2 separate regions of the Homo sapiens genome follow, and region 2 is linked to region 1. The links are chromatin loops, found by intact Hi-C in ENCODE. Cell type or tissue: heart right ventricle. All regions are shown on one strand. Each heading gives the region's core, and the rest is flanking DNA. Links, peaks and the distances in the headings are about the cores only. Region 1 overlaps PPP2R3A (protein phosphatase 2 regulatory subunit B''alpha). Region 2 has its middle 34 kb from the start of PPP2R3A.

What was found. Hi-C counts contacts between places; a loop is a spot of excess contacts. Peaks named below come from ENCODE experiments on the same cell type or tissue, not always from the same donor. Only the 100,000 strongest peaks of a DNase experiment are listed, where the experiment ranks them.
Region 2: a loop joins it to region 1, with 3 times the contacts of the local background. A loop is called at or near these places in 5 of 110 quality-filtered maps.

Annotation. Positions count from the first base shown.
Region 1 is chr3:136,014,605-136,030,525 of GRCh38, reverse strand. It overlaps PPP2R3A (protein phosphatase 2 regulatory subunit B''alpha), which reads right to left. Exons shown (of 14, transcript NM_002718.5): 3 at 3,428-3,694. Among named protein-coding and RNA genes, the nearest start is that of PPP2R3A, 57 kb to the right of the region's middle. In heart right ventricle, for the core only: no CTCF peak of the experiment used is centred there; no DNase peak of the experiment used is centred there; H3K4me3 peaks cover 3,614 bases; H3K27ac peaks cover 6,419 bases.
Region 2 is chr3:135,923,374-135,939,294 of GRCh38, reverse strand. It overlaps the pseudogene SDHBP1. Among named protein-coding and RNA genes, the nearest start is that of PPP2R3A, 34 kb to the left of the region's middle. In heart right ventricle, for the core only: no CTCF peak of the experiment used is centred there; a DNase peak (open chromatin) is centred at 9,464; H3K27ac peaks cover 545 bases.

The DNA.
Region 1 (15,921 bases), core at 4,356-12,355:
ATAGGGTGCAGTGTATACTGCCTGGGTGACGGATGCACCAAAATCTCACAAATCACCACTAAAGAACTTACTCGTGTAACCAAACATCACCTGTTTCCCAACAAACCATGGAAATAAAATTAGAAAAAAAGAGAATTAGCTAACTGGAAGACATGATTAAATCAACTTTTAAATAAACAATTTTAAGAATAAAGAGGCAAAAAAAACAAACTGACACACTCAAGATATCTTTTCAGGTAATTATATACACATCCCCCTCAACTTCCCAGGTAATTATATACACATCCCCCCCGCCCCAACTTTTTATTGAGACAGGTTCTCACTCTGTCACCCAGGCTGGAGTGTGGTGGTATGATCATGGCTCACTGTAGCCTCAACCTCCTGAGCTCAGGTGATCTTCCTGCCTCAGCCTCCTGAGTAGCTAGGACCACAGGCACATGTCACTACACCCAGGCAATTTTTAAAAAATTATTATCTGTAGAGATGGGGTCTCACTATGTTGCCCAGGCTGGTCTTGGACTCCCAGGCTCAAGCGATTCTCCTGCCTCGACCTCCCAAAGTCCTGGGATTATAGGCATGAGTTACTGTGCCTGGCCACGCATCCTCATTTTATAAAAATGCAGTGTTGGTTTTAACTTTTTAAAGGTATGTGCAGTTTACTTTGCTACCTGAACTGACAATTAAGATCTAAGAGCAATGAACAAAAAGGCTTGGTGCCCATGAATAGAATTTAGGGCTATAATGAAGTATAATTCAGACAAGTTAATCAGACATATATATGTATAATGGCTATTGCACCACGATTATTAGGTATAAGTAGCAAATTGTTACGTAAATGACTGTCCCTATGGCTAAACAAATTAGTTTTCTATCTTTTTAAACTTCTCCATGTTATCTGTCAGTTTCAACACTGCTGTTTTTTTCTGATGCCACATACAGACTGATTCTCACTGCACATAAATGGCAAAGTCGTTCCTCCGGCTCCCCACCTTCCAGAGACCTCTATCCTGCCTTGACTATATTCTTTTTGACACCTCCCTTGAGCACTGTGGAGTCTTTAGGCTTTCTGCTCTCCTCTCACTGAATCTGTGGAGTGCTAGCAAGGCCCCGAGCCACAGAGCAAGGCAGGGCTACCATGCCACAGGAATGGGAGGCCAGACCATAAAGGATGTGGAGGCAGAGCAGTACAAAGACACAGGAGAATGGGCTCCTCAGTCAGCAGTTGGGAATATTCAGAGGAAGAAGGGCTCTCCAGACATGATGACCTCAGCACTGTACCAGGGAACTACTATGCCCTAATCTGGAAAGTTTCTCTTTGTCTGCTTACCTGAGGCAATCCATGAAACCTTCTGTCTCTTTCACACAAATTGCTCTCGTGTTAGAAATACCCTGTTGGCGTAATCTCAGCACTTTGGGAGGCCGAGGTGGGCGGATAACCTGAGGTCGGGAGTTTGAGACCAGCCTGACCAACATGGAGAAACCCCATCTCTACTAAAAATACAAAAATTAGCCGGGCATGGTGGTGCATGCCTGTAATCCCAGCTACTTGGGAGGCTGAGGCAGGAGAATCGCTTGAATCTGGGAGGTGGAGATTGTGGTGTGCCGAGATAGCGCCATTGCACTCCAGCCTGGGCAACAAGAGTGAAACTCTGTCTCAAAAAACAAAACAAAACAAAACAACAACAACAAAAAACAACAACAACAACCCTGTTGGCATTTATGTAGTTACCATATTACCTCCAAATGCAGATTTCATTCAGCCTTGTTAAATTTTATCTTTTGGATTTACAGCCATAGTTCCAGCCCATTCAGAAATTTTATCATCAGGGTTCTGTCATCTAACGCAATAGCCACCTCTAAAAGAATTGGGTAAGAAAACCCTGAATGCCTTAAAGAACTTGTAATATATTTGGGTGGCTATTAACTGGAAGTTAGTTACTGTTACCACATGTCCAGGGAGATGACATATGTAGAAACAGCACTGTGCTAGAAGTTAGACAACTTGTCTCCCGGCATGAACTAGCTCTGTGACTTCAGGTAAGTACTTGTAGAACTGCAGTTCCCTCATAAGTAAAATGGAATGGAAACAGATAAGCTCTTATTTCTGGAATGAGTTTGTTTTTCATTAGAAGCATCTAGGGTATCAACAAGCAATTTTTAAGAAGGGGGAATGAAGGAAGAGAACAAAGAATTCCTTTTCATTTCCTTTAAAATCACTCTAGTTACATATCATTTAACAGCAATGACAAATGCTCTGTGAGGTCAGAGGTAGGGCAGGGCATGACAAGTGAGGGTTCAGGGACTTCTCCAATAATACACAATGGAAGCTAGGTCTTCAACAAAGTGGATGCTGAGGAGGTTGGCAGGAGGGGAAGCCCACTCTGGAGGGAGAACTCTGAGAGCCCAAATGCAGAGGTGTGCCTATGAGAGGGCAAGAGGGTCACGCTTATACAGGAAAATTTTAGGCAAGTTTGGAAAGAAACTCTGGGGCCAGGCTGTGGAAGCCATGGAATGCCAGGAAGAGAAGTTTGAGGTTTATCCTGAAGAATGGTAGTTTTCCAACTTTTTAACATTACTCCTGAAAGCAGGGGAACCCTTCTCAGTGGAAGTGTGCATGGGCTCTTAGGTATTCTCACTTGGTCTCCTACTTGCCTCCATGCAGCCCTTAGCCTTCTAAACCCCTCTGCCTCTTGAAGCACAGCCTAAACTACTGCTAAAGCCTGAAGTGTGACCTGACTCTTCAATATTTATGCATAATAAAAATAAAGCCCAAACAAAACAAAGCACTGCTATAGAAGGTGGGAATTCTTGAATATTGCTAAATTGGGAAATGGCATAATCAAATATAATCTGATGGTTATGCTAAGTATTAACTGTTCTGGGAGGAGGCTGGAGGCACAGAATCAAGTCAGAGTAGTCCTGACATTAGGGGGATAAGATTTTAACTCAGAAGCAGTTGGATATATTTGAAAGTTCCAAAGACTTGCTTCCTATTGTCAAATCCATTTATTTCTGGGTAAAATGACTGTATTGAGATGGTCTAATGCTTCCTTGTCTGGCATTAGGGCAGTTATGATCAATGGGTGAGACTAAAAATCAGATTCCTATTCAGCACAAGGAAAAATTTTCTAACAAACAAGTATTTGACAATAGGCCAGGCTGCCTGGCAAGGTAGAGCTTCTAGTCTCTGAAAGCATTCAAGCAGAGAATGAATTTATGAGTTGGTGATGTCTTGGAAGGGATTCTTATATTAAATAGGAGGTTGAAATGGAAGATCACTATGGGAAAAACAACAACAATTCCATGCATGCTTAAAAACAGAGCAAAGAGGCAGTGAAGGGGGGTGGGATCCGGGTTTCTAGAGAAGGGGAGGGGATCAGGGTTTCTAAAGAAGGGGAGATTGTAAATCATTTAGTAGTTACATTACCTTTGCAATTTTCCCCATTTCATAAATGTCTGCTTTCTGTTCTTCAATATCCATGAAAGCAGTTTCAATTCTGCTTAGAGTTTGTTCATGATTACTACAGGTATCTGGGAGTCCTTCAGGAAAGTAGAACCGTGGAATGTTTATGGACAATGGCGCATTCACAACATTATTCACATGGGGAACCGGGGAGAGAGGTCGGGGACTACTTGGAGAGGTGGCTGGAGGTGGGAGTGGTGTTCCAGGTTTCTTTTCTGGTTTATTTTGAATCTAAAAGAAAAATAAGATTATGAGACACAAAAAATTTAAACAGTATTCATTTACTGAAAATTCTCACCAGCAATATAAGAAACCACAATCAGAGACAGGAGAGATTAAGGGCTCACTGTACTCTTAAAGGTGGTAAGCATGTTTCTAGGGAATGCTTATCTGCACTAAATTAATTAATTTATTAATTATCTGCCAGTACTCAAGTTTACATAGATTTACGTTTAAAAAAATACATAGGTTTCTCCATCAACTATTTGGCAGACATTTCAAAAGACTCAAAGAGCAATGTTAGTTGATATATTAAGAATCTCAAGGTGTATTCTCACTCTGTTGGAACTGGATTAATACATTCTTTTTGAAGACAGTTCTTGGTCTTTCTGTGACTTTTACCTCTCTTTCAACAGGCAAAAACAAGTTCCTTTTAAATATATATATCCGAAAAGTATTTGGGGAAGGGGCTCCTTTTACCTTCTCTAGTTTGACTTTGCTGAGGTAGAATCACTGCCAGCCCTTGATGCTGAGAAAATCTTTGTTAAGAAAATTAAAGCATTTTAGTTCTGAAATGTCCCCTACCTGGCTGATTTATTTGCCACTAGGGCCACGCCATTTTCTGCAAGATACACATGTATCTTATTTGTGGTTTGCTCCAATAGGCAAAAACCATGGTCATTAATTTCATCACAACCAAACTCCCTTTACAGTTTAATAACTCATTTACAGTTTATATTCTTCTTCTTTTAAAAAAATGATTTGATGTGGCATACTATAAAGAGACATTAGAAAGGTCAGTAAAGAGTGGCAGGGAGGCAACGAGGAAATTAAGATTGCCCATGATTTAGGAAAAAGGGAGGGGAGGTACACCATTATTCAGGTAGAAATTTATCTTACCAATAAAGACTAAATTTAGTTCTGAGATTCTTACCAGAAAAAGCAAAAAAGATTCCATGAGGATTTTCATAGTTCTAATTTCCACTCTTAATTAATGGCCAAATTATCAAGGCTCATGAGCATGGTACTGTATTAGATGCTACATAAAGTATGAAAGATGAACACAACTGTTGACTAGCTAAATACATTGTATAGGTATTATGAACACAAAGTATTATTCAAATTTCTTCCTTAAATTACCCTAATGCCATCTCTAAAGTTTGAACAATGATATATCTGTAAGAAATATATTTATCATATTTCTTAACATATAGGTTTATAACATAATTTTAAAAATCATGATAAAAATTTTAGCTACCCTTAAAAATGTGAGTTTTATAAAGAGATAAGATTTATTCATATAAATATATGAAAATGGTTAAATCTCCTATTTTTGTCATAATAGCCCAATTTCCCTGTGTTAATATCTGACATTAATACACAGAATGGAGTCTGCTCATATATTAAGACTATTAGGGATATGAAGGCCAGTTGTCACACCATGTCTTTGCTACAGTATCAGGATGTCACCCATATAAAGCAATAGTCAAGGAAGAAACAGAACAAAGGGAAGTGATACCAATGAAATATGAAAAACTTAAAACACTGATGGCTTACTACTCTGTGACCTCAAAATGGTTACTTAACCTTTTGGAATTTCAATAATAAAACAGAAATTACAATGTCTACTTCTTAGAAGGTTGTTGTGAGGATTAAAGGAAATTACAAGATGTAATATAGGTAAAAGGTTTAGAACAGTGCTGGGCAGAGATCCATCTATCATGTAAGAAGATGAATGACAAGACCAAAGGATGAGATTCTCAAAAAATTAGATGAAGCATAATTTGGCATAATCTTTCAGATTCAATAATAAAATAATCATTTGCATATGTAAAGCAATTTGAAGTTTACAAACCACTTTTGAGTTAACAAATTGACAATCCATTTTCAATAAACATTTCTCTCTGCCTTAATGCTAAATCTGTAAATATTACACAGTCCCGTAAGTCAATAAATTATTATTATTCTTCAAAGTGTTCTTAAAATTCTAAAGTAAGGCACAGAATTCTTCAGGGGCTTTACCTAGACCATTTATATTAGTGTCATTCCTTTTCCATTATTCTATGCTGAAAGAGATTTGTGAGGTTCAGGTGTACAATCACCAATGTTTTCTGTGGTGTCACATCTAGGGCAGTTATGCCCATAGAATTAAGACCACTGGTGCCAGCAGGGATGAAACCTGAGAGTCTCATGAATACATACTAGTGGGAAAGGTTTACAGCAAGGTCTTCAATGTTAACTCTATGCTTTTGCTTTGACAGAAATAAGTGATATTCAGAACACTGGCTGCCAAAGATTTTATTTGAATGGGAAAATATCTGATTATAAAATATTCTGTTCTGCTTTTCTTAGTGTACTTAACACAGAGCAATTCACTGATAGGCAACTATTAATCCACTGGTCAATTCCATATTTAATAAAACTGATGTTAATATTTAAAAGGAAAATAACATTAAAATAATGCATTTATTTTGAGCTTTTGGATACTCAATTTACTTTCTATTGAGTTCTACAGGAGATATATAATTTAAACCTTAAAGTAGCTGAATAAAACTGGTAGTTTACAAACATTATGGAAGAAAACCTAGTAACATAAATTCTGCCAGATTTACTAGCAAGTTTAGCATCTGCTCACTTTGGATACAGTGGTTTCAGTCCAGTCTAGGAGCAGCATTAGAATAGAATTAGCTGGGTAAAATACTTCAATTCTCCATTTGTCTTTCCCTATAAACACAGTATCATTTAGATATTCATTCAGAATAGTATCCTTGTGCTATTATGTCACTGTAGCATTTCCAATATTTGATCATTTTTGACCTACAAAAAAGCAATTTCATATTTACCCAAATAATTTGAGATTATTCTGGGTCAGAATAACCATAAAACTATGGTTTCTTGCTGGATTTTGGATGGCCAGCATTTGTACAGTCCTTGATTTATATTGTAGTCAATGTTAGGCACTTGTTTGGTGAAACACTGCCATAGGTTTTAAGCAAGAAAGTAGGGACTCTGCAAAGTACTCATCATAGGCAGAAATGACTCAATTGCACAGCTTGCTTAGGGAAGACATTTTTAATGATCTAGAAGTAACCACCAGTCTTTGTTATCTACATACATTACGACACACACATACACAATTGTCTATATAGACAAATACGTCTTGCTTTAAAAAAAGATTACCAGGATTAACATACTTTTTAAACAAACATTTGTTACAGATGTGTATGCACGCTAATATATAATCTATTGATTCAAAGTGCAAACAAGGCTTTTAATACAGAAATTCTAGTTTCTCAAGGATATTTCTATGAAAAATTCTGGTAATTTTCTACCTAAATTGTAAAATGTTCATTAAGTTGTATTTGTTGTCTCTAAAACTGGATTCCCTCTCTACAAGAGAAAAATGTGAGTACTGTACTCCAGGTCCAGAAGGTCTATTTTTAAACCTGTTGGAATCCCTCTGCAAATAGCTTTCTGCAAATAGCTGAATAGAGGACACACATTAATTCCTTGATCTAATATCAAGATACAAGGGAGCTGTAAAATTACTTGTGAGTTAGTTCACTGGATGGTTTTATTAGTAATAAAAATATTTTCAAAACAAAACAAAACAAAACAAAACAAAACACCCAAATTTCAAACCTGTGTCTGCTGAAATGACTTCAGCCGCTTCTTAAACCGTGAAGGGAGAACAAAATCACAGCCCCTTGCCAGGAAAGCTAGCTCTCCCCTTAAATCCGGGTCCCTTCGTAGAGATGTTTCCTTGATCATCATCTTTGAAAAGTAAATGTTTACTTCGCAACTGTCCAGCACACTTCTGAAGATAATCAGATTTAGCAAGTTGTCAATCTTGTCAGGTAGGAAGGTATTTTTTCTTCTTATCTCCCAAAGAAATGAAATTCAAGCATTGTGCTCTCCCAGCCTCCACAGACCACAATCTATGCTTGTCCTGACATGCAGCTGGTTCCCAAATACAGTCTGTGGCTCCCAATACCTGCTCATAATTTTCAAGTTATAAACACAGCCTGCAGTGGGCCTGTTGCTCCTTGTTGGTAGCTTTATGTCAAATTGACCTGCACATGTTGAGAATATGGAGCCTTCTGGGAAAGGGAGCACCCACTACTCTGTGTACCAAAGTTAGAAACATTACAGCTGGACCTAAAAATAGTACCTTCTCAGATAATGCTAACTTCTTAAACTCAGGGTATGTGAGGTGTCAATCCACATAAAGCAGTTTCTTCTCAAACTAGAAGAAAAAGAGTATGTAGAACATTTTCGGCTTTTTCTCTTTAATATTTTATAAAAAAAAGAACAGGCTACTGAACTTCGAATTTGAAACTATTAAGAATAGTTTTTTATTTTTTATTTGAAGGGAAGTAAATACCCAAATCTTTCCAGATCTCTCTAGTCAAAACAAGAGGAAAAACAGAAACTTTCATTCTCAAATGGGAATTTACAAAAAGATCTGTTGATCTCAGATGTAAAATTTTTTAAAGCAAAAGACTATCATAGTTATCAAACATTTTCTTGAACTGATGATGAACATATTTGAAAATTTGTTCTTGGAAGTATTAAGAAAGTAGAACAACTGAATGCCATAGAAAAGTTTTAGATACATATAAGCAAGTGAAATTTGGCTAAAAAAAGGACAAAAGATGATCAAACAGCAATGACATACTACATACTGAATTTGTAAGTTTTCTTCCTTTGAGAAGCTTTAATCAGTTAAGATTTTTAAAATACCTATTATTTCATCATATATTAAATATCTGCCTCATATAGTTATTTGTAAGTGAATCATAAAGTAAAGTCATCCTTTGGTAACTGTGGGGATTGGTTCCAGGACCCTCCACGGACCAAAATCCACAGCTGCTCAAGTCTCTTACATAAAATGTGTAATATTTGCATACAACCTACTCACATTCTCCCATATACTTTAAAGCATTTCTAGATTACTTGTAATACTTAATACAATATAAGTATTATGTAAATAGCTGTTATACTCTATTGTTTAGGAAATAATGACAAGAAAAAAAAGTCTGTACATATTCAATACATATGCAACCATACTTTTTTCCCCAAATATTTTCCAACTAGATGTAGAACACATTGATACAGAGGGCTGTTTTCTCACATTTTATATTTAGATTTCAATATTTATTTTCAATCAACCACATCATTCAATATTTTTCTATGTCTAGAAAATATACACCAAACATTATTAAAACAAAAAAATAGCTTACAACCCTCTTTTACTGAACCTTTGTCTAATTTAGTGGGAATTAAATTCTTTGGTTTTCCACTGTTTCCTACAAATTTAAGTCTGCTTTTTCCCACTGATTTCTTTTCAAGACATTCTGACAACTCTTTCTAATGTATACATTAGGCTTATATGTCTAAAGCTGTGTTTTAAAGAATTTCTTTTAAGTGGCAGAGTCTTCTGTTCACATCAAATTTTATCTGAAAGCTTTTGATACGTACTATGATTGAAAGAGGATTACAACTGAAAACCACTGGTCTTATGCTTCATCCTGAGTCGTTCCTTATTTTCTCAATTTTCTCTCTCACTGGGCTTCCATGTTAATTCTTTGAGGTGGGTAGCTTTCCCATATTTTTTCCTTACACTCCCGACTAGAATACTCTTTTTCTCCCTCATTATTTATCTCCTAAATAAAATGTCAAAAAGGTTTGTAGGAATGCAACTAGGCCTTTAGACTTACAATTTAATGCTTATTCTATTAAACCACACCTTAAATTTCCTCTCCTTCCCAACACCAACCTGTGGCTGTAGGTGAGTAGGTTCATTCCTTTCCTGAGAATGCTCCCTTTCCTCAAATTATACATTCTAATCATCTTTCAAGATCCATCTCAAAATTTAGCTATTTCATGAAGGCTTCCTGTTTATTTAAGTCCCCTTACTGTAATTCTTAACTTTATATATACAGCACTTAGTGAAATACTATGTAACGTCTCTCAAAGGAACTCCACTTAACATATTATCTTATTTAGCCAAAGCTCTCCATTTCTCCTCTGAAACAGAGCAACTAATGCCCATCACACACAGATTTGTGGCTAATAGTTTCTCTTACACTCTCATATTTCTTACCTTAGTAGTTGGGTTGTGTGTTTACTAAGAGTCAGCTGCATTTGTCCTCAGTCTGTTTATGCTGGTTATACTTTTCACAGTAATTATTCAATTCATTACATAAACTAACAAAATATAAGCGTGGAAAAGAAAAGCTGTTCTAAAATTAAAAAAAAACCCTAAGTTTTAGTAAAAGTAAACTACTAAAAAGATTTTGCTGTAAAATTAGGTAAGGGTGGGATGAAAGAGAAAAATCACTGAAGTTTAGAAGGTGTCTACATTCAAATTGCTTTACTACTATGTTCTCTCTCTAAAGAAACTAAAACTACAAATCAGACAACAAACCTATTATGAGTGTGATTTATCAAAGAAATATGTCACAGAACTCTAAATATGTATGAGACTCATTCTCAGAAAAAAGGCTTTGACCCTCTATCAAAAGACATCAGAATAAATTAATGCCTGAGTTAAAATGTTTATATAGACATTTTATAGTACACACACATATAGTTTATGATTCCCTACTATCAAACTCAATCATGTTCAGGTAAAAGGGCTTCTACTGTAATATTTTGTAACTTGATCATTATTTTCCAGTAGTGTCTAAACTCTTGAGGACAAGAGTTTAGATTTTAATTTTATAGTCATTCAATTACTCAACAAATATTTTTATATATAATCACTTATATGCCAGACACTTTGCTTGATATGAAGCTAGAGAGATGATAAAGATGTGGTCTCTTTCTTACTGTGCTTTCTAGCACAATGTTGGTTTGGAGCAAAGGACAAGAAATATTTTCATTTCATTTACTTCCTATAAATCTGCTAAGTTTCAAAGTCAGAACAGTGGTTAAAAGCCTGCCCTGTTGTTATACCCTTAAGCAAGAAAATATTTCTTCATGTCTTTTGATGAGGAAATAATTGGTAAGTTTTGATATATCAAAATGTTTTCCAAAAAATTCAGAGGCAAAAAGACCAGGATCCCTAAAGGGCTTAGAAAAGAACTGGTCTGTGGCAATGAGTTATTGACAGAGGAAGACTAGCATGAAGTTGGTTTATTTGCTTTTTACTTATTTACTTGTGTTTGAATGGAAGTATTAGTATATATGCTTGGTTTCTGAGAGGATCTGAGAACACGAGTTAGTTTCAAGGAGTTCATGACAACTGGAATATAGCACCAAAGAATATGGTTTTTAGAGTGACTTTCCAGGAAAAGATCAAACATAGGGGAATTTCACTACAGAGAAATATATGATCTGTGATCTACTCTCTTCTCTCTCTGCTTTGATGACAAGGGAATGTACAATCTATGGGGCTGGGAATTATAAGAGAAAAGCTGTTTTGGGGTGACAGATTTCTCCTGGAGGAACTAACCAGAATGAGGAAAAATAGAGAATCATAAACACATAGGTTATAAATTAAGTTTGAGCACGTGGAAAATTAGGAGCTGTGTGCAGTTACAATGGAAAGAGCCACTGTAAAAGTTTTCCAAATGTCTTTCTGGAATAAACTAAAAAATATTTTCTCCTGCTCCCTGCAGCATATAATTAAGTCCATCCTAACAAGCTAGCTGATTACCACCAGTAGGAACTTCCTGCACAGCTGCCTGCATCTCTTCTTGGCCTGCAGATCACTCATGAACTTTCCCTGTCTGAAGACACAGGCAGTCCTATCTGGACCATGTGCTCAATCTGAGTCTTCAGGATGACAACGATAAGAGAGCTTCATTAGGCAAAAGACTGGTGCTCTCTGCTGTGGGGGTGGCTGGAACACATCAGTTGTTAATTTGAGATCCAGCTGTCTTGGTCTGGGTCTGGGGTTCCTTTCCTGCCTTACCATTCCATATATCTTTCTCCAGAACAAGCATGCCTGGGCAAGGGAGACAGTCTTTCTCAAAAAGAACCGGGTAGGATAGGCTGCTGGGCATGAGTTTTACAGGTTCCCTCTGGCAGAGTTATATGGAAGAGAAGCTGGCCTCTCCACTATGACCCTAAAAACTAAATATTTTTTTTCTTTTTTAGGATAGCCTCTAATATCCCAAGCGAGAAAAGATGCTCCCTTACCCTATACTGAAAGGACCTACAAAACTGAGGAATAAGTTTAAAATGTACCCTGAAGGAAGGTGAGATTGGGTAGGAAACAGAGAATAAAACTGTGAAACACAACACATTCTGTATTTATACAATTCATTCTGTTAGGCTTAGTTTGAAATCCAAGACAGATTTCTTAGAACTTTCTGAACCCTCTTATTATTCCTTGCCCTTCCCCCTTTGAAAACGAAGACAATAGTGATTTATAATATTCTTTTTTTCTGGGGAAATCAGCTACATGGGATGTTTTAAGAAAAAATGGGTTGATTACACAGGACAAAGAAAATAATTTTGAACATTTGTCTGAAGAAGTCTCTTATTTTGATTTGTGTATAACTGTTAAAAAACAGTATTATATATGCAATGTGTTGTACCAAAGTAAGTCTACCCCTTTATTTTTTTGAGACAGGGTCTTCCTCTGTTGTCCAGGCTGGAGTGCAGTGGCATGATCTTGGCTCACTGCAACCTCCACCTCCCTGGCTCAAACTATTCTCCCACATCAGCCTGCTGAGTAGCTGGGACTACAGGCACATGGCACTGTGCCCAGCTAATTTTTGTATTTTTAGTAGAGACAGGGTTTCGCCATGTTGCCCAGGCTGGTCCTGAACTCCTGGGCTCAAGCAATCTGCCCACCTCAGCCTCTCAAAGTGCTGGGATTACAGGTGTGAGCCACTGTGCCTGGCCTAGCCCTTTATTTTATATATAAACATGTAAATCCATTCAACAGTCTCAGCTGAATGTGGTTATGGAGACTGAGATGATAGCATCAGCTAAGGCCTTAGAGTAGGAAAGGCAGTTGGAATAATGCAGGCAGCAAAGCTATAAAAATCTGGATGACAGAAACATAGCACAGTGAGGCTGGGAAATCAGCTCAGCTAAGTGAGGACCTGTATTGAGGTTAGTGTTAGAAGCAGGTCCAGAAAGATAGCATAGTCACTCTGAAGTGACACCAAAGACAGAGAGTCACTCTGAAGTGACACCAAAGGATTTTGCTCAGAAGATGCTACAGAAAAAAAGTTACATATCAAAGTGGAGGTCCTGGTATATCATGAGGGTGCTTCTGATTAACAAAAGCCAGCCAGCTGTTTGGAAAAATCTAAATACGTTAACAGCCTGTCCTTGTCCACACAAAAACTTATACACAAATGTTCACAGCTGCATCATTCATAATTGCCAAAAAGTGGAAACAACCCAAATGTCCAGAAAATGAATTTTATCTCAATTTTTAAAAAGCCTTCTCATGTTGTAGTTCTAACAGGCTGAGTAGTTTAAAAAGGTAATAACAGAGTGAATAATCAAGGAAAACTTCCCTGGCGTTGCTAGAGATCTAGATATCCAAATCACCTGAGAAATTCATTGCAAAAAGATCATCGCCTAGGCACAGTCATCAGGTTATCTAAAGTCAACATGAAGGAAAAAATCCTAAGAGCTGTGAGGTAAAAGCATCAGGTAACTTTTAAAGAAAAACCTCTCAGATTAACAGCAGATTTCTCAGCAGAAACCCTACTAGCTAGAAGGGATTGGGGTCATATCTTTAGCCTCCTTAAACAAACAATTATCAACCAAGAATTTTGTATCCAACTAAACTAAGCTTCATAAATGAAAGAAAGATAAAGTCTTTTTCAGACAAACCAATGCTGAGAGAATTCACCACTACCAAGCCTGCATTACAAGAACTGCTAAAACAAGTTCTAAATCTTGAAACAAAACCTCGAAATACACCAAAATAGAACCTCCTTAAAGCATACATTTCACACGGCATATAAAATAATAACACAATGAAAAAACCCCCAAGGTATTCAGGCAACAACTAATATGATGAATAGAATAGTACCTCACATGGCAATAGTAATGTTGAATGTAAATGGCCTAAATGCTCCACTTAAAAGATGCAGAATGGTAGAATGGATAAGAATTTACCAACCAAGTATCTGCTGTCTTTAAGAGACTCACCTAACGTATAAGGACTCACAGAGACTTAAGGTAAAGGGGTGGAAAAAGATAATCCATGCAAATGGACACCAAAAGTGAGCAGGAGTAGCTATTCTTATATCAGATAAAACAGACTTTAAAGCGACAACAGTTAAAAAAGACAAAGAGGGACATTATATAATGATAAAAGGACTAGTGGAAAATATCACAATCCTAAATATATATGCACCTGACACTGGAGCTCCCAAATTTATAAAACAATTACTACTAGACCTAAGAAAGGAGACAGATAGCAACACAATAATAGTGGGGGACTTTAATACTGCACTGAATGCACTAGACAGGTCATCACATCAGGAGGTCAACAAACAAACAATGGACTTAAACTATACCCTAGAACAAATGGACTAAATGGATACTTATAGAATATTCTACCCAACAACTGCAGAATATACATTCTGTTCATCAGCACATGGAACATTCTCCAAGACAGACCATATGATAGGCCACAAAACAAGTCTCAGTAACTTAAGAAAACTGAAATTATATCAAGTACTTTCTCAGACCAAAGTGGAATAAAATTGGAAATCGACTCCAAAAGGAACCCTCAAAACCATGCAAATACATGGAAATTAAATAATCTGCTTCTGAATGATTGTTGAGTCAACAATGAAATCAAGATGGAAATTAAAAAATTCTTTGAGCCAGACAATAATAGTGACACAACCTATCAAAACCTCGGGGATACAGCAAAAGTGGTGCTAAGATTAAAGTTCATAGCATTAAATGCCTGCATCAAAAAGTCTGAAAGACCACAAATAGACAATCTAAGGTCATACCGCAAGGAACTAGAGAAACAACAACAAACCAAACCCAAACCTAGCAAAAGAAAAGAAATAACAAAGATCAGAGCAGAACTAAATGAAATTCAAACAACAACAAAAAATGCAAAAGAGAAATGAAACAAAAAGCTGGTTCTTTGAAAATATAAACAAAATTGATAGACCATTAGAGAGATTAACCGAGAAAAGAAGAGAGACGATCCAAATAAGCTCAATTAGAAATGAAACAGGAAATATTACAACTGATACCACAAAAATACAAAAGATCATTCAAGGCTACTATGAACACCTTCATGCACGCAAACTGAAAAACCTAGAAGAGATGGATAAATTCCTGGAAATATACAACCCTCCTAGATTAAACTAGGAAGAAACAGAAGCTCAACAGACCAATAACAAGCAGAGAGAGTGAAATGGTAATAAAAAAAAATTGCCAACAAAAAAAAGTCCAGGACCAGATGGATTCACAGCTGAATTCTATCAGACATTCAAAGAATTGGTACCAATCCTATTGAAACTATTCCAAAATATAGAGAAAGAGGGAATCCTCCCTAAATCATTCTATGAAGCCAGTATCACCCTAATATCAAAACCAGGAAAGGACATAAAAAAACTACAGACCAATATCTCTGGTGAACATAGATGCAAAAATCTTCAACAAAATACTAGCTAACTGAATCCAACAGCCTATTAAAAAGATAATCCACCATGATCAAGTGGGTTTCATACCAGGGATGCAGGGATTACTTAATATACACAAGTCAATAAATGTGATACACCACAGAAAAAGAATAAAAAACAAAAATCACATGATCATTTCAAATAGATGCGGGAAAAGCATTTGACAAAATCCAGCATCCCTTTATGATTAAAACCTCAGCAAAATCGGCATAGAAGGGATATACCTTAAGGTAATAAAAGCTATCTATGACAAACCCATAGCCAACATTATACTGAACAAGGAAAAGTTGAAAGGACTCCCCCTGAGCAGTGGAACAAGACAAGGATGCCCACTTTCACCACTTCTATTCAACATAGTACTGGAAGTCCTAGTCAGAGCAATCAGGCAAGAGAAAGAAATAAAGGGCATCCAAATAGGTAAAGAAGAAGTCAAACTGTCGCTGTTTGCTGATATGATCATATACCTGGAAAACCCTAAAGACTCATCCAAAAGCTCCTAGATCTGATAAAGGAATTCAGTCAAGTTTCAGGATATAAAATCAAAGTACACAAATCAGTAGCACTGCTATACACCAACTGAGACCAAGCTGAGAATCAAATCAAGAACTC
Region 2 (15,921 bases), core at 4,936-12,935, 92 kb after region 1:
TGGCACATGCCTGTAATCCCAGCTACTGGGGAGGCTGAGGCAGGAGAATCGCTTGAACCTGGGAGGTAGAGGTTGCAGTGAGCCAAGATTGCGCCATTGCACTCCAGCCTGGCCAACAAGAGCAAAACTCCTTCTCAAAAAAAAAAAAAAAAAAAAAAAAAAAAAAAAGATCTGAATTGTCATTTTCAAAAGAAGAGATACAAATGGCCAACAGTTATATGAAAAAATGTACAACATTACTAATCATCAGGGAATCAGGGAAATGCAAATCAAAACCACAAGACATATTATCTCACCCCAGTTAGAATGGCTATTATCGAAAAGACAAAAAATAAGAAATGCTGGCAAGGATGTGGAGAAAGGGAAACCTTTTTTTTTTTTTTTTTTGCAGTTGCAAGATTTAATAGAGTGAAAACAGAGCTCCTATACAAAGGGAGGGGACCCAAAGGGGATTGCCATTGCCAGCTCAAATGCCTGGGTTTATATCCTGATCCTTGTCCCTCCCACTGTGCTCTCAGGCAATAGATGATTGGCTATTTCTTTACCTCCTGTTTTTGCCTAATTAGCATTTTAGTGAGCTCTCTTTACTATCTGATTGGTTGGATGTGAGCTAAGTTGCAAGCCCCGTGTTTAAAGGTGGAAGTGGTCACCTTCCCAGCTAGGCTTAGGGATTTCTTGGTTGGCCTAGGAAATCCAGCTAGTCCTGTCTCTCAGTCCCCCCTTTCAACAGTAAAACCCAAGTGCTGTTGGGGAGGTTGGCTGATGACCGCTCTAACTGCTTCCTGCTGAAATGGGGCATAGTAGGGGTTATGCAGTTGAGATTTCCTCAGGAGGGGTGCCTTTGATGTCATTAGCATCAGAGCAAGGGCTAGCAGGCTGGTCCAGGGGCTTGCGGTGGATCTTAGTCATGGACTGCATCTGGGGCTCCATTTGAAGAACGATTTGTAGTTTTACAGCTTTGATTCTGGAAGAGACAAACTTAACAAGGAGGTTAAAGATTCAGGGATTGAAATGTATGGCCTGCAGTGCAGGGGATTATTTCCTTGGCACACTTCACAGGCCCTGACTATCTGCTTGACAGTTTTGAAAAGGCCTGGTCCAGTAAATAATAATTTGGCCATCTGATGGGTGCTATCAATGCCTAAGTGAAAGGTTTGGTGAAGGGTTTTAAGTAATTTCCATTGGTTAGCTGCAGGCAAAAGTATTTTTCCTTCTTTGGTGGCTAGCCATCCTGAGGGGAGGAAACTATGTCCTTGTGAAGTTCCCCTTTCTATTTCTTCTTCTGAGTTCTGGGGCTTGGTTTCCTGGAGGGGATTACCCCATACTAGGGGACTTTCTATAAGCATTTCTAATGGAGGATCCTGCCTTGCAGCTCTTCTGGCTTCAATCTCTGCTTGGTGGTTCCCTTCTATTTCCCTTTCCTTTTTTTCTGATGACCCCAGCCATGTAAGACTGTCACCTCTTTAGGTTTCTGTACAGCCAATAATAATCTCCTAATGGGTTCCTGATGTTCGATAGGTTTTCCCTTGGAAGTTAGGAATTCCCTTTCTCTCCACATTGCTGCATGGGTATGGAGGACTAGGTAAGCATACTCAGAATCTGTATATATATTTACCCTTTTTCCTTCTCTTAATTCTAGTGCCCAAGTGAGGGCTATTAGTTCTGCCAGCTGAGCAGTAGTTCCTGGAGTGAGGGGATTACTTTCAAGTATTCCATTATCACTGACCACTGCATACCCCGCTTTTTGAAGTCCTTTTTCTATGAAGGAACTTCCATCAGTATACAAGCTGAGGTCGGGATCAGTCAAGGGAACCTCTAAAAGGTCCCCTCAAGTGGCATAGGTGTGAGCAATTACTTGTTGACAGTTACATTCTATCTTTTCTTCATTGTCTGGAAGAAATGAGGCTAGGTTAAGAGTTGCACAAGTGTGCAGTTGCAGCACTGGCCCTTCAAGTAATAGAGCCTGATATTTAAGTAAATGGTTGTCTGACAGCCACAAGTCTCCTTTAGCAGTGAGTATGCCATTCACATCATGAGATGTCCACACAGTAAGATCTCTTCCCTGTATTATTTTAACTGCTTCAGATACTAAGCCTGCTACTGCCACCACTAGCCGTAAACAATGAGGCCAACCCTTTGCCACTACATCAATTTCTTTACTCAGGTATGCCACAGGTTGCAAGCTCGTCCCTCGGACCTGTGTAAGGACTCCTAGAGCTATTCATGTTCTTTCTGTGACATATAAAGAAAAGTCTTGCCCCATTGGCAAGCTTAACACTGGGGCTTGGGTTAGGGCCTTTTTTAGGGCCTGGAAAGCTGCTTCTGCTTCAGGTGTCCATCTTACTAAATGGGTATTGGCTTTCTGAGTTTCCTTAATTAATGTATATAATGGTCTGGCTATTTCGCCGCACCTGGGAATCCATATTCTGCAGAAACCTGTTATGCTGAGGAACCCTCTTAGTTGCTTTAGGGTTTTGGGATGAGGATAAGCCAGTTTAGGCTGGATACATTGCTCACTGAGGGCCCTGGTGCTTTGGATAATTTTAGACCTAAGTATTTAACCTGCTGTGAGCAGAGCTGAGCCTTTGGTTTGGAAACTTTTTAGCCACAGGTAGCAAGGAAATTTAAGAGTGCTTGGGTGGCTTGATGGCACAAGGTTTCTGAATGGGCGGCTAAAAGTAAATCATCCATGTACCGAAGGACAAGAGTGTCCAGGTATGAGAATTGGCTCAAGTCTTGGGCTAATGCCTGGCCAAATAGATGGGGGCTATCCCTGAACCCTTGAGGTAAAACAGTCCAGGTGAGTTGAGACGTTGGGTTCGAAGGATCTTCAAAGGCAAACAAGAATTGAGAGTCAGGAAGTACAGGGATGCATAAAAAGTCACCCTTAAGGTCCAGGACTGTAAACCACTCTGCTTCCTCTGGTATTTGGGAAAGCGGGGTACAAGGGTTAGGTACAGCTGGGTATAGAGGGACAACAGCCTCATTGATAATCCTGAGATTTTGCACTAACCTCCATAGTCCACTGGGTTTCTGTACTCCTAAAATTGGAGTATTGCAGGGGCTATAGCATGGTTTTACTAGGCCTTGGGCTTTTAGGTCCTTAACAATCTTTTGGAGTCCTTGTTGGGCCTTGGGTCTAAGGGGGTATTGCCTTTGGTAGGGAAAGGAGGCAGAATCCTTTAGTTTAACTTGAACAGGACGGGCATTCTTTGCTCGACCATATTGTCCTTCTGTTGCCCAGACTTCAGGATTAATTCCTTCCTCAAGCAGGGGACAACAAATGGGTGTTCCTTCTCCTATGTTCAGGTGTATAATGGCCCCTGCTTTTGCTAGAATGTCTCTCCCTAACAAGGGAGTGGGGCTTTCAGGCATAATTAGAAAAGCATGTGAAAAGAGTAAAGTTTCCCAGTCACAACTTAGTGACTGGGAGAAGTATCTAGTGACTGGCTGTCCTAGGACCCCTCAGATAGTGATAGATCTGGAGGACAGTTGTCTGGGACAGGAGAGTAAGACTGAGAAGGCCACACCAGTGGCCAGGAGGCAGTTAACCTCCTGGACCTCAATGGTCAAGCATACCCGGGGCACTGTGAGGGTGATGGCATGGGCTGGCACTTGCCCTGGGCACCCTCAGTCCTGCTGCTGGATCATCTTGTTAGTGGCTTCTGATTCAGAGGACCTTCATGCCCTGGGGCAGTGGGCCTTCCAGTAATTCCCTTGACATAAGGGGCATGGATGAGGGGGCGGCTTATTTCTACCTGGACAATCTTTTTTAAAGTGTCCTTGTAGACCGCACTGGAAGCAAGCCCTATTAGGCATTCAATTTGCCCAGCTTTTCCCTTTTCCAGAGCCTCCAAAGTCCACTTGCCTGAGGGCCATGACTAAAGCGGTGGCCTTTTTTTTTTATCCTGTTTGTCCCGTTCTGCCTGCTCCTCCTGATCTCTATTACAGAGAAAGGGAAACTCTTATACACTGTTGGTGGGAATGTAAAGTAGTACAGCCATTATGAAAACCAATATGGAGGTTCCTCAAAAAATAAAAAATTGAACTACCACATCACCCAATCATCCCACTCCTGTGTATATATTCGAAGGAAAGGAAATCAGTATGTTGAAAAGATATCTACACTTCCATATTTACTGCAGTATTATTCACAATAGCCAAGATAAGAAATCAACCTAAGTGTCCATCAACAGAGGAGCGAATAAAAAATTTTGGTATATATACAAAATATAATACTATTTAGATATGAAAAAGAATGAAATTCTGTCATTCATGACAACATGGATGAACTTGTAGGACATTATGTTAAATAAAATAAGCCAGGCACAGAAAGATAAATAGCAATATGTGGTAGTTAAAAAATGACCTCATAGAAGTAGAGAGTAGAGTAGTGGCTGCTATTCTGCATAGAGGAAGGGTAGGGGGTGAGAGAATATCCAAAGGTTGATTAACAGATACAAAAGTACAGCTAGATAGGAGGAATAAGGTCTAGAGTTCTATAGCATTATAGGGTGACTGTAGCTAAGAACAATTAGGCTGGGCATGTTGGCTCACGCCTGTAATCCCAGCATTTTGGGAGGCCAAGGCGGGTGGATCACCTGAGGTCAGGAATACAAGACCAGCCTGACCAACATGGAGAAACCCCACCTGTACTAAAAATACAAAAATCAGCCGGTTGTGGTGGTGCATACCTGGCACGTCTGTAATCCTAGCTACTCGGGAGGCTGAGGAAGGAGAATCGCTTGAACCCAGGAGGTGGAAGTTGCAGTGAACCGAGATCGTGCCACCGCACTCCAGCCTAAGCGATGGGAGACTCCATCTCAAAAACAAAACAAAACAAAACAAAAAAACCAGATAGGACATATCTCAAAACAATAAGAGCTATCTATGACAAATCCACAGCCAATATCATACTGAATGGGCAAAAACTGGAAGCATTCCCTTTGAAAACTGGCACAAGACAGGGATGCCCTCTCTCACCACTCCTATTCAACATAGTGTTGGAAGTTCTGGCCAGGGCAATTAGGCAGGAGAAGGAAATAAAGGGTATTCAATTAGGAAAAGAGGAAGTCAAATTTTCCCTGTTTGCAGACGACATGATTGTATATCTAGAAAACCCCATCGTCTCAGCCCAAAATCTTCTTAAGCTGATAAGCGACTTCAGCAAAGTCTCAGGATACAAAATCAATGTACAAAAATCACAAGCATTCTTATACACCAATAACAGACAAACAGAGAGCCAAATCATGAGTGAACTCCCATTCACAATTGCTTCAAAGAGAATAAAATACCTAGGAATCCAATTTACAAGGGATGTGAAGGACCTCTTCAAGGAGAACAACAAACCACTGCTCAAGGAAATAAAAGAGGATACAAACAAATGGAAGAACATTCCATGCTCATTGGTAGGAAGAATCAATATTGTGAAAATGGCCATACTGCCCAAGGTAATTTATAGATTCAATGCCATCCCCATCAAGCTACCAATGACTTCCTTCACAGAATTGGAAAAATCTACTTTAAAGTTCATATGGAACCAAAAAAGAGCCCGCATCGCTAAGTCAATCCTAAGCCAAAAGAACAAAGCTGGAGGCATCATGCTACCTGACCTCAAACTATACTACAAGGCTACAGCAACCAAAACAGCATGGTACTGGTACCAAAACAGAGATATAGATCAATGGAACAGAACAGAGCCCTCAGAAATAATGCCGCATATCTACAACCATCTGATCTTTGACAAACCTGAGAAAAACAAGCAATGGGGAAAGGATTCCCTATTTAATAAATGGTGCTGGGAAAACTGGCTAGCCATATGTAGAAAGCTGAAACTGGATCCCTTCCTTACACCTTATACAAAAATTAATTCAAGATGGATTAAAGACTTAAACGTTAGACCTAAAACCATAAAAACCCTAGAAGAAAACCTAGACATTACCATTCAGGACATAGGCATGGGCAAGGACTTCATGTCTAAAACACCAAAAGCAATGGCAACAAAAGCCAAAATTGACAAATGGGATCTCATTAAACTAAAGAGCTTCTGCACAGCAAAAGAAACTACCATCAGAGTGAACAGGCAACCTACAAAATGGCAGAAAATTTTTGCAACCTACTCATCTGACAAAGGGCTAATATCCAGAATCTACAATGAACTCAAACAAATTTACAAGAAAAAAAAACAACCCCATCAAAAAGTGGGCAAAGGATATGAACAGACACTTCTCAAAAGAAGACATTTATGCAGCCAAAAGACACATGAAAAAATGCTCATCATCACTGGCCATCAGAGAAGTGCAAATCAAAACCACAATGAGATACCATCTCACACCAGTTAGAATGGCAATCATTAAAAAGTCAGGAAACAACAGGTGCTGGAGAGGATGTGGAGAAATAAGAACACTTTTACACTGTTGGTGGGACTGTAAACTAGTTCAACCATTGTGGAAGTCAGTGTGGCGATTCCTCAGGGATCTAGAACTAGAAATACTATTTGACCCAGCCATCCCATTACTGGGTATATACCCAAAGGACTATAAATCATGCTGCTATAAAGACACATGCACACGTATGTTTATTGCGGCACTATTCACAATAGCAAAGACTTGGAACCAACCCAAATGTCCAACAATGATAGACTGGATTAAGAAAATGTGGCATATATACACCATAGAATACTATGCAGTCATTAAAAATGATGAGTTCATGTCCTTTGTAGGGACATGGATGAAATTGGAAATCATCATTCTCAGTAAACTATCGCAAAGACAAAAAACCAGACACCGCATGTTCTCACTCATAGATGGGAATTGAACAATGAGAACACATGGACACAGGAAGGGGAACATCACACTCTGGGGACTGTTGTGGGGTGGGGGGAGTGGGGAGGGATAGCATTAGGAGATAAACCTTGTGCTAAATGACGAGTTAATGGGTGCAGCACACCAGCATGGCACATGTATACATATGTAACTAACCTGCACATTGTGCACATGTACCCTAAAACTTAAAGTATAATAAAAAAAAAAGAACGATTTATTGTACATTTTCAAACAGCTAGTAGAGTGGATTTTGAATGTTTCCAACCCAAATCAATGATAAATGTTTGAGGTGATGTATATGCTATTTACCCTGATTTGATCATTATACATTGCATACATGTATCTAAATATCACACTATGCCTCATAAATTTGTATAATTATTATGTGTCAATTAAAAGTAATAATAAAAGCAAAAAAAAAAGAAGGTAAAAATGATACACCTGTATAAGGCACTTGCCACTTAATCAGTGAGTAATTGGTGAGTGAATGTGAAGGTCTAAGATGTCACTGTACACTGCTATAGACTTTATAAACACTCTACATTTAGTATAACTAAATTTACGTAATAAATTGTTCTTTCTTCAATAATTAAGTAACCTTAGCTTAGTGTCAATTTTAAATTTTATAAGCTTTTAAAATTTTAAAAACTCTTTGACTCTTTTGTAATAGCACTTACCTTAAAACACAAACACAAACTGGGTGCAGTGGTGTGCGGTAATGCCAGCTACGCAGGAGGCTGAGGTGGGAGGATCATTTGAGCCCAGGAGTTCAAGACAAGCCTGGGCAAACATAAGGAGGCCAACAAACAAAGAAATACAAAACAACCTCCCCCCACAAACACATTGTAGAGCTGTTCAAAAATATTTTCTTTCTTTATATTCTTATTCTATAAGCTTTTTTCTACGAAAACTTTTTTTTGATTTTTTACTTTCTAGACTTTTTTGTTAAAAATGAAGACACAAACACACACATTAGCCTAGGCCTACGCAGGGTCAGGGTCATCAATGTCACTGTTCTTCACCTCCACATCAGCTACTGAAAGGTCTTCAGGGGCGTTAACATTCATGAAGCTGTCACCTCCTATGATAACATTGCCTTTTTCTGAAATACCTCCTGACGGACCTTCCTGAGGCTGTTTTACATTAACTTTTTTTTTTTTTAGTTAGTAAAAGAAGTACACTCTGAAACGATAAAAAGTATAGTAAATACATAAAACAGTAATATAATGTTTATTATCATTATCAAATGTTAGGTACTGTACATAATTGTATGTGGCAGACTTTTCCAGGACTGGCAACACAGTAAGTTTATTTATACCAGCGTCACCACAAACACATGAGGAATGCAGGGTTGTGCTACAAAATTGTGACAGCTATTAATACAATGTTACTAGGTGATAGGAATTTTTTCAGCTCCATTATACTCTTATGGGACCATCCCGGTATATGTGGTTTGCTGTTGATTGATAGTTATGTGGCACGCCACTGTATACAATTTTTAATTAACAGATTAAATATCAAAATCTAGTGACAGATTTACTTAGTATCATAATTTTAGAGTAACAATGAACAAAAATGATATTTCAAGATATTTACAACACCGTAAAGTTAATTGAAAATACCTGTGAATTCTATTGGTGACAGACATGGGTACTACTAATACTGCAATGATTTATTGCCTCCATTCATAAATAAAGGAAATACTAGATTTTCACTTACAGATTAGTGAAAATAAAAATGCATAGTTTTTTTTTCTCCATCTGAGTTCATGGCTTTGTGGAATCTATTTCTGTTCTGTGAGATCTTGCACACTTTTCACATTTTACTTTTTGATTAGCCTCATCTACCACTATTTTCTCTTCTTTTATAGCAACTGCCCAGCAACAGACTTTAGAAGGAGGTTGAGGGAAGTGAGGAATATGGATGAGTGCAGACCCCGGCTCCTGGACTAATGCTTGGCATTCTGCCCTCCATGCTTCTTTTCTTTCCTACACTTAATACTTGGCATTCCAGGGCCCAGCCTGCTGGTGTAAGTAACTCCTAGCCATAAAAACCAGTCCTAGTCACAGAGGGCTTGGACCTTGTCTTGGTTTCCCTCTGTGTTTTGTTGATTTGTCTACATAACCTACCCATAGCTAGCTGTTCTCTCCTCCTTATGATCCTGAAACTTGTCATGTTGGAAAAGTGTTTTGCTGTAGACATCCTGAATCATCCTGAATCTGGGCAGGGCCTTTGAATGTGTAGGAATTGAAATTGTTTTCCAGTTTCAATTTCCATAGATCCTAGAAGGTAAAATACAACTATGCATTTAAATCAGAATATTGAAGACTTTGCTATGGAGAAGGAGTATTCAAGGATATTAGTAATATATTGTTGGTATTGTGAAGCTAAACAATAAAAGTAATTGTTTTATTAAGATGGGAACAACTATTTAGCCTCTGCACCATCTTCTCTCTCTTCCTTTCCAATGCTTGGAGACAGGCAGTACGGTGGAACTCTCAGTGGTGAGAAAAAGATGTTTTCTGCTTTTGATGACACTGCTGTTTCCATAGTGCATTTTTTGCTGTGGGACTCTTGCTGATTTCTGCCCTAGAGGTTGAGAGCAGAGATGTTCCAGTTCTCTTGACAAGGTTCCAGGAGACTGGGAGTGGACTGGATTCTGGCCAGGGCCATTTATTCTTGAAGAAATTAGAAACCAGTGGTGTATTGCTCTGCTTATTCAGAAGGAGTAAGAAATAAACTAGCATGTGACAGGGCAAAGGAGTTAATCTCAATCTAGACAAACTTTTGTGTTTCTAGGCCTATGTAGGTGATAAAAATGAAGGCCAGGAGAGGAGAAATGATTGGTAATACACACACACACACACACACACACACAGAGAGAGAGAGAGAGACAGACTGATGAAGCACATTTCTATTCAGCAAAGGTTGTTTTCATGTGGAGTTAGAATTCTTTCCCCTTATTTCTTCTCAGTTCTTATTTTTTTGATTAAGAAAATTAAAAATAAAGCATCAGAAAAGTACAGCTAATTATATAATAAACATCCACATACCCACCACCCAGATGGATAAACATTACATGAGAAGATAAAGTCCCATTGGGAAGCTCTGACAAGTCAATGAAGATGTCTGGAAAGAAAGGGTTCCCATTAACCATCTTCCTCACCCAGAGAATATGAAGCCATCAAGTGAGGTTAAGAACTGGTCTATTCCCTTCATCTTTCTCCCTGCCAAACTCCTCCCATTTTCAGGGAGAACAAAACATCAGGTATTGAGTGGAAGAGAGAGGTGAGAGGGGTGGAGGGTAGAGAGCAGAAGGCCCGGTCTTCCCTTCCTACTGCAGGTTTCCAGGCTCAGCTGGTAGAGGGGAGATTTACTACTAAGGGAAGTTATGAGTTTCGATGATTTCAGGGGATTATGCATTCTTTTTTATTTTATTTTATTTTTTTGAGATTGAGTCTTGCTGTTGTCGCCCAGGCAAGAGTGCAATGGCGCCATCTCGGCTCACTGCAACCTCTGCCTCCCGGGTTCAAGCAATTCTCCTGCCTCAGCCTTCTGAGTAGCTGGGATTGTAGATGTGCACCACCACGCCAGACTAATTTTTGTATTTTTAGTAGAGACAGGGTTTCACCATGTTGGCCAGGCTGGTCTCAAACTCCTGACCTCATGATCCACCCGCCTTGGCCTCCCAAAGTGCTGGGTTTATAGACTTGAGCCATCTTGCCTGGCCTGGGATTATGCATTCTAATCACTAAACTGAGACTGTGTTTGTGACCTAAAATGGCTGTGAGGCTTTTCCATTATTTAAGAGTGAACAGAAAAGACTTGGGACTCCCAGTTTTCCTTCATGAGCAGGGAAGGTGACTTTCACTGAATAAATGTTTAAAGAAAACTGTGGGAGAAAAAGTCAAGTTGGGTTTTGGTTGCCAGGAGTTACGCTTGTTTCAAATATCACCCGGAAAGCATTTAATCAAATCCAAGATACCACCGATACTAAGGCAAACTATAATTTCAAATGCCCCTAAGAAAGAAAAATATTGCTACTATGATACATAAACATGAACGCAAAAATCTATGATGAACAAAATACCAAAATTTTAAATAAAGGATCAGTATTACTGATTTTTCCTTTTGCCTCAGTCTTTAAAGTGTCTCAGCATGGTATTGTAACTGTTCTTTATTTAAAATTTTGATATGTAATTCATCATGTTTTTTGCATTAATTTAAAAATGTTGCATTAGAACACTACATATCTTCATTTTTGAGTTTTTGGGTGCTCCACTAAATTTTGCACTTGAAGCAAGTGCCTTCCTCACCTCACCCACCTCATCCACTGCACCCTAGCTCCTCTGTGAGATATACATGTGGATAGAAACAAAAAGAAGAAAAGGGGAAGAAAGAAATATAAAAGATCCTTTTGCTTATTTTCTTGCCTGTGTAATTGCAGAAGGGAGAAATATTTGCATACATTTTTCAAACACGAATTTCTTTAAAGCACCAGCTGGAAAATATCAGAGATGGTCTAACTGATAGCCCTAGATAACACTGAAGAGGGAGGTCTAATCTTCTCTTTGAAAAGACTCGAACATATTGCCTGGGATGACAAAAGTCCACAATAAACAGCTACTTTGGTGCTTTTGATGGTGTTGATATTAAAGTATGAACCAAAAATCTTATTGTTTTGATTTCCTCATTCCTGCCATTAAAAGAAATTCCCTCTAGTACCAATGAAAGTGTAGAAGGAGATTTATGATACTTGTGTGTAATATAATACTTGGTACATAGCTCTCTACCATTTTCATCATCTCTTAATTCTCATAATATTTCTCACTTGATCCTCAAAACTACCACAGAGGGTAGAGAGGGAAGGCGTTGCCCATTTTATGGACAAGGCTTCAGCCTCATTTTTCAGACAAGGTTGATCCAAGTCACATGACAAACTGCTACAGAATGGGAAGAAGAACTCTGATCTTTCAACATCAAGGGTAGTCCTTTTCCTGTACACAGTGCTGTGTGCCTCTGAAGACATGTGGAGAGACGCTGTAAGTGGCTGCATATGAGGGATTGCAGCTATAATCTGAACTGGTTAGCAGCTGATCTCCCTGAGGCTATATCCAGTCTCCTAATGCTGTTTCATATTAAACATGTTTGGGAGTTAGTCACTTGGCTGGCACATACCAGCAAAGTGATTGCTTCAGCCCTGCTTGAAAATTCTAGGTCCTCCCTTTGCCTGGGGGTGGCAAACTCAATGCAAACCTCAGCTACAATCTTGCAGACACTCTGGGGCTGAAGCTGCCTTTGTGTTTCACTTATACATAATATCATATTTTCAGTAAAAGATCAATGGATGAATTAAGTATTATTAGTCTTTACCTCAATGTACCATCAAAGCTGTTCCTGTGAATGCCACCCCTTCCAAGGAGAGACTGGCAGATCAACAGGTTTAGTCTCACATATCAGTGGGATTTGGGTATAAGTATTTGGCTGCATTTAAACCTGCAGGTGGAGATGCCAGGTTCCCTGTAGCCATCCCCTATCAGGGAGGGGACTAATTCTTCTCAAGCCCTCTTGTGCCTGGGTGCCCAAGTCACTGGCACCAGGTGGTGTGGAGGGATGGAAAGCCTTGTTCTTGCATGTCAGGCAGGTGGATGGAGTCTGCTTCATGCCTTCATCCTGCCAGCCCTGTTTCCTGAGGTGGGCCCATGCTTCCATTTCCCTCGTGCCTCAGTGAAACTCTTCTACCCAGTGTCCCCTCACCGTGTTTTCTCCGGTTCTTTGAGTGTGCCCTTCTTATGGCTCCTTAGTCCCTGGCCTGTAAATGAGATAAGTCTGTTACACTTGACTTAGATTTTTGTCTTTTATTGTTGATCCTTTTCCCCAATCTCTGGCTTTTTTTTTTTTTTTGCCCTACATTCCTATTCCTTACTACAATTCCTAGCAACCATTTTCCTAACCCTTTGCCAGATGCAAACTTTGACAGTTGTCTTCTTATAAGATTCTGGAACTCAACTCCAAAGAGCCATGGCTTATAGGGGAGAAGGAAGAGGGCAATGGTGCCTGCCACCTGAAGAGTAAGGCCTGCTTGTCCAGGTGAAATCTTCCTGCACAGAGTTTATTTGAAGGTTAGTATTTTTATTGTTGTTGTTAATAAAGTAGAATAACATCTATTTATTTTTTAAAATTTTTATTATACATGTTGTATTCATGGAAAATCAAGAACTTTAAAGGAACTCAAATTAGATCTAAATTATGTTCAGCTCTGAACTGGTTACAAGTCATGTTTAGCATGGGAACAATTAAGCTGAAACTTTCTTCTCCTTATAGGTTACCAACATTTTCTTGATTTCCGCAGTAGCCTTCCCTGGATTCAGACCTGTGGGACAAGTCCTTGTGTAGTTCATGATGGTGTGGCAGTGGTACAGAGAGAGTGGGTCCTGCAGCTTGGCCAGGTACTCTTCTGTGAAGTCTTCTCTGGAGTCAATCATCCAGTGATAGGCCTGTATAAGAACTGCAGGCCCCAGATATTTGTCTCTGTTCCACCAGTAGCTGGGGCAGGTGTTGCTGCAGCAGGCACAGAGAGGAGGCTGAGGTGGGAGAATCACTTGAGCTCGAGAGGTCAAGGCTGCAATGAGCAGTGATTGAGACACTGCACTCCAGCCTGGATGACAGAGTGAGATCCTGTCTCAAAAAAAGTAGTTTCTGAATAGGATTCTCTAAGTTCCACTGTTCCAGTACTGCTCAAAATCCAACTGGGAAGTGATGTACATCTTTGGCTCTATCTAAATCCAAGCAAAGTTTATCTATAGGCACCTGATGTCGTTTTGTTCAGACTTATTAGTCATTAAATATTAGCCAGACCCTGGTAGAAAACCTTAAGATTGTCATTAGTGTTTCTTTTACATAGAACACTGTTCATTGTTTTTAGTGTTTCATTTATAGGTGAACTTACCTATTCTCAGGTGTTTCTATATCTGAAAGGATCAATAAAAGATAGTGGTAAAATACTGGTTTGATGGATAGCACATAGGGTCTCAGTAGGTGAGACAGTGAAGGCAGATGGGAGATAGAGCAAGATCACATAAAGGGATCCATGGATTAGCACTCTAAATGAGGTCAAAGAGTAATTGTTTTTGTTTGTTTTCTTTAAAAGAGAGAACTGGAAAATGGACTGGTAATGGTTTTTGGTGTGACATCAGAGTTTAGGTTGGCAGAGTTGAAATAGATCTGGGTAATAATCACATTTAATATAAAGCTGTAGGAGAGGAAGTGGCTAGTGGCTACCAGAAATCTTTGCAGGATTTGAGGAAGAAAGCTTGTTGGAGGTCTAGTGAATGTGGAGTGAATGACGAAGAGAAGAATAGATACCAATGGCCACAAAACAGGGTAAAGGGCTTTTCTAGCCAATGAAGAGTAAGAGTTTGAATATGGTAATATGGAGCCAGAAGAGTAAATATGTCAGTTCCCCTAAATAGCACTAAGATGCTAATCAACGTCCTCACTTCCAGGGGGTTGCAGGAAAGGCAATGTGCTTCAGCAAGGATCGTGTTTCAGTTAAGGCAGGAGGAGAAAGGAGACCAAAGGGGGAAAGATTTCCATTGTAAGAAAAGGCATTTACCAATGGATGAGGGCTCCAGAGGGCCAGCAGAAGGGGTTGAGTTGTAGGAGAGGAAGAAGAAGGAGGATGAGCTAAGGGGAGGTTGGAGGTGATGGTAACAGGAAAAGATAGGCCATTGGAATGGCTAGCATTTAGGCTGGAGGCAAAGTATGTCAGAGTAGAGAGATAGGTAAAGCATGGGCCCCAGGCATAAGGGGTGTGTAAGCCCACACAGAGAGGTTGTCAGCAGTATTTGAAGCTAGGTGCTGCCCACCCTTATGGGCTGGTCAGCAGTGATAGGCTTCTGCCCAGGCCTCCAGATGAATGCAACATGGCTGGGAGGTTATTTTGTGCCGTAGCATGAGCCAGTCTCAAGTGAGGAGGGTAGAATTGTTAGAACTTAGTTGAAAGGAGGAGAATTGTACATGTTCTCAGGCCTTCTGTGAAGTGCATCTACACAAGGGCTCTGATAAATTAACCAAACTTTTCCTTATGTTGGTAACATACTCTCATCCCTTGGTGTCTTCCCGGAAGCATTGGGTCTCATCCGTAGAGTCCTCAGCATTAGGAGGGTTAAGAATTCAGCCCCTAAACTTCTTGGCCAAACTAGCTTGACCTGATGATCATATAATAAAGCTGCTCCTAAGAATCTTCATCATCACGGCAATGGGTCTGCTGACACCTGCGCTCTATTGTCAGGGTGACCACATCTCAACGAAACCTGTAGCAGTCAGGTGGCCAGTCACGAGGGATTTAGATGTGAAGCTAGAAACTTAGTCCAAGAGGTGGGCGGTGGGGGGAGGGGAGGTGGGGGATGGTGCACGGGATAAAAACCGCACATTCGGGTTTTGGGAAAACCATGATATTAAATCAAGATAGAAAAAGCAACAAGATAGATGTAATGCTCAATCATTGAGTGGCTAATCTAATCTTTATGCAACTCAGATGTCAGTTGGGGTCACCCTGACTCTTAGTATCTGTGAAGATTGACTCAAGCCCCATCCTGGGGAAGTACAGTGCCCTCCCACATTATGCATAGTCCTGTGGGCTAACAGTTTCCTAGTCATTCCTGCGATGATTTCCAACTTTGGCTGAGTTCTTTCCCACCCCATTGTGGATCAAATCAAGGGCTCCTTCTCCTTGGTTTCCTCCTAAAGCATCACTCACGGCATTTAGCAGCATGTTGTAGAACTTTAACTGCTGGTGGGAGCTACAGATCAGTACTGGACAATGGATGATGTAGAGTTAATATCAGACAGCCCTGTTCTTAAAAGTCCCCTATATCATTTCTGCCAGCTCCCAGACTCCAGATTCCCACTGTGTGAACTCTCTCTTTCCTAATCTCCTCTCTCCTCCATCTCCTTCCTCTTTCCCACTCCTACTCTAAGTCCCTTTACATTTTCTAAGCAGAGAAATTTAGCTGCTTCTTTGTTAACTCCTGTCAACCTCAGTCCTTGGGCTCACTCTTTCTTCCCACCTAGCTTTTCAAGGTATTTTCCTAAA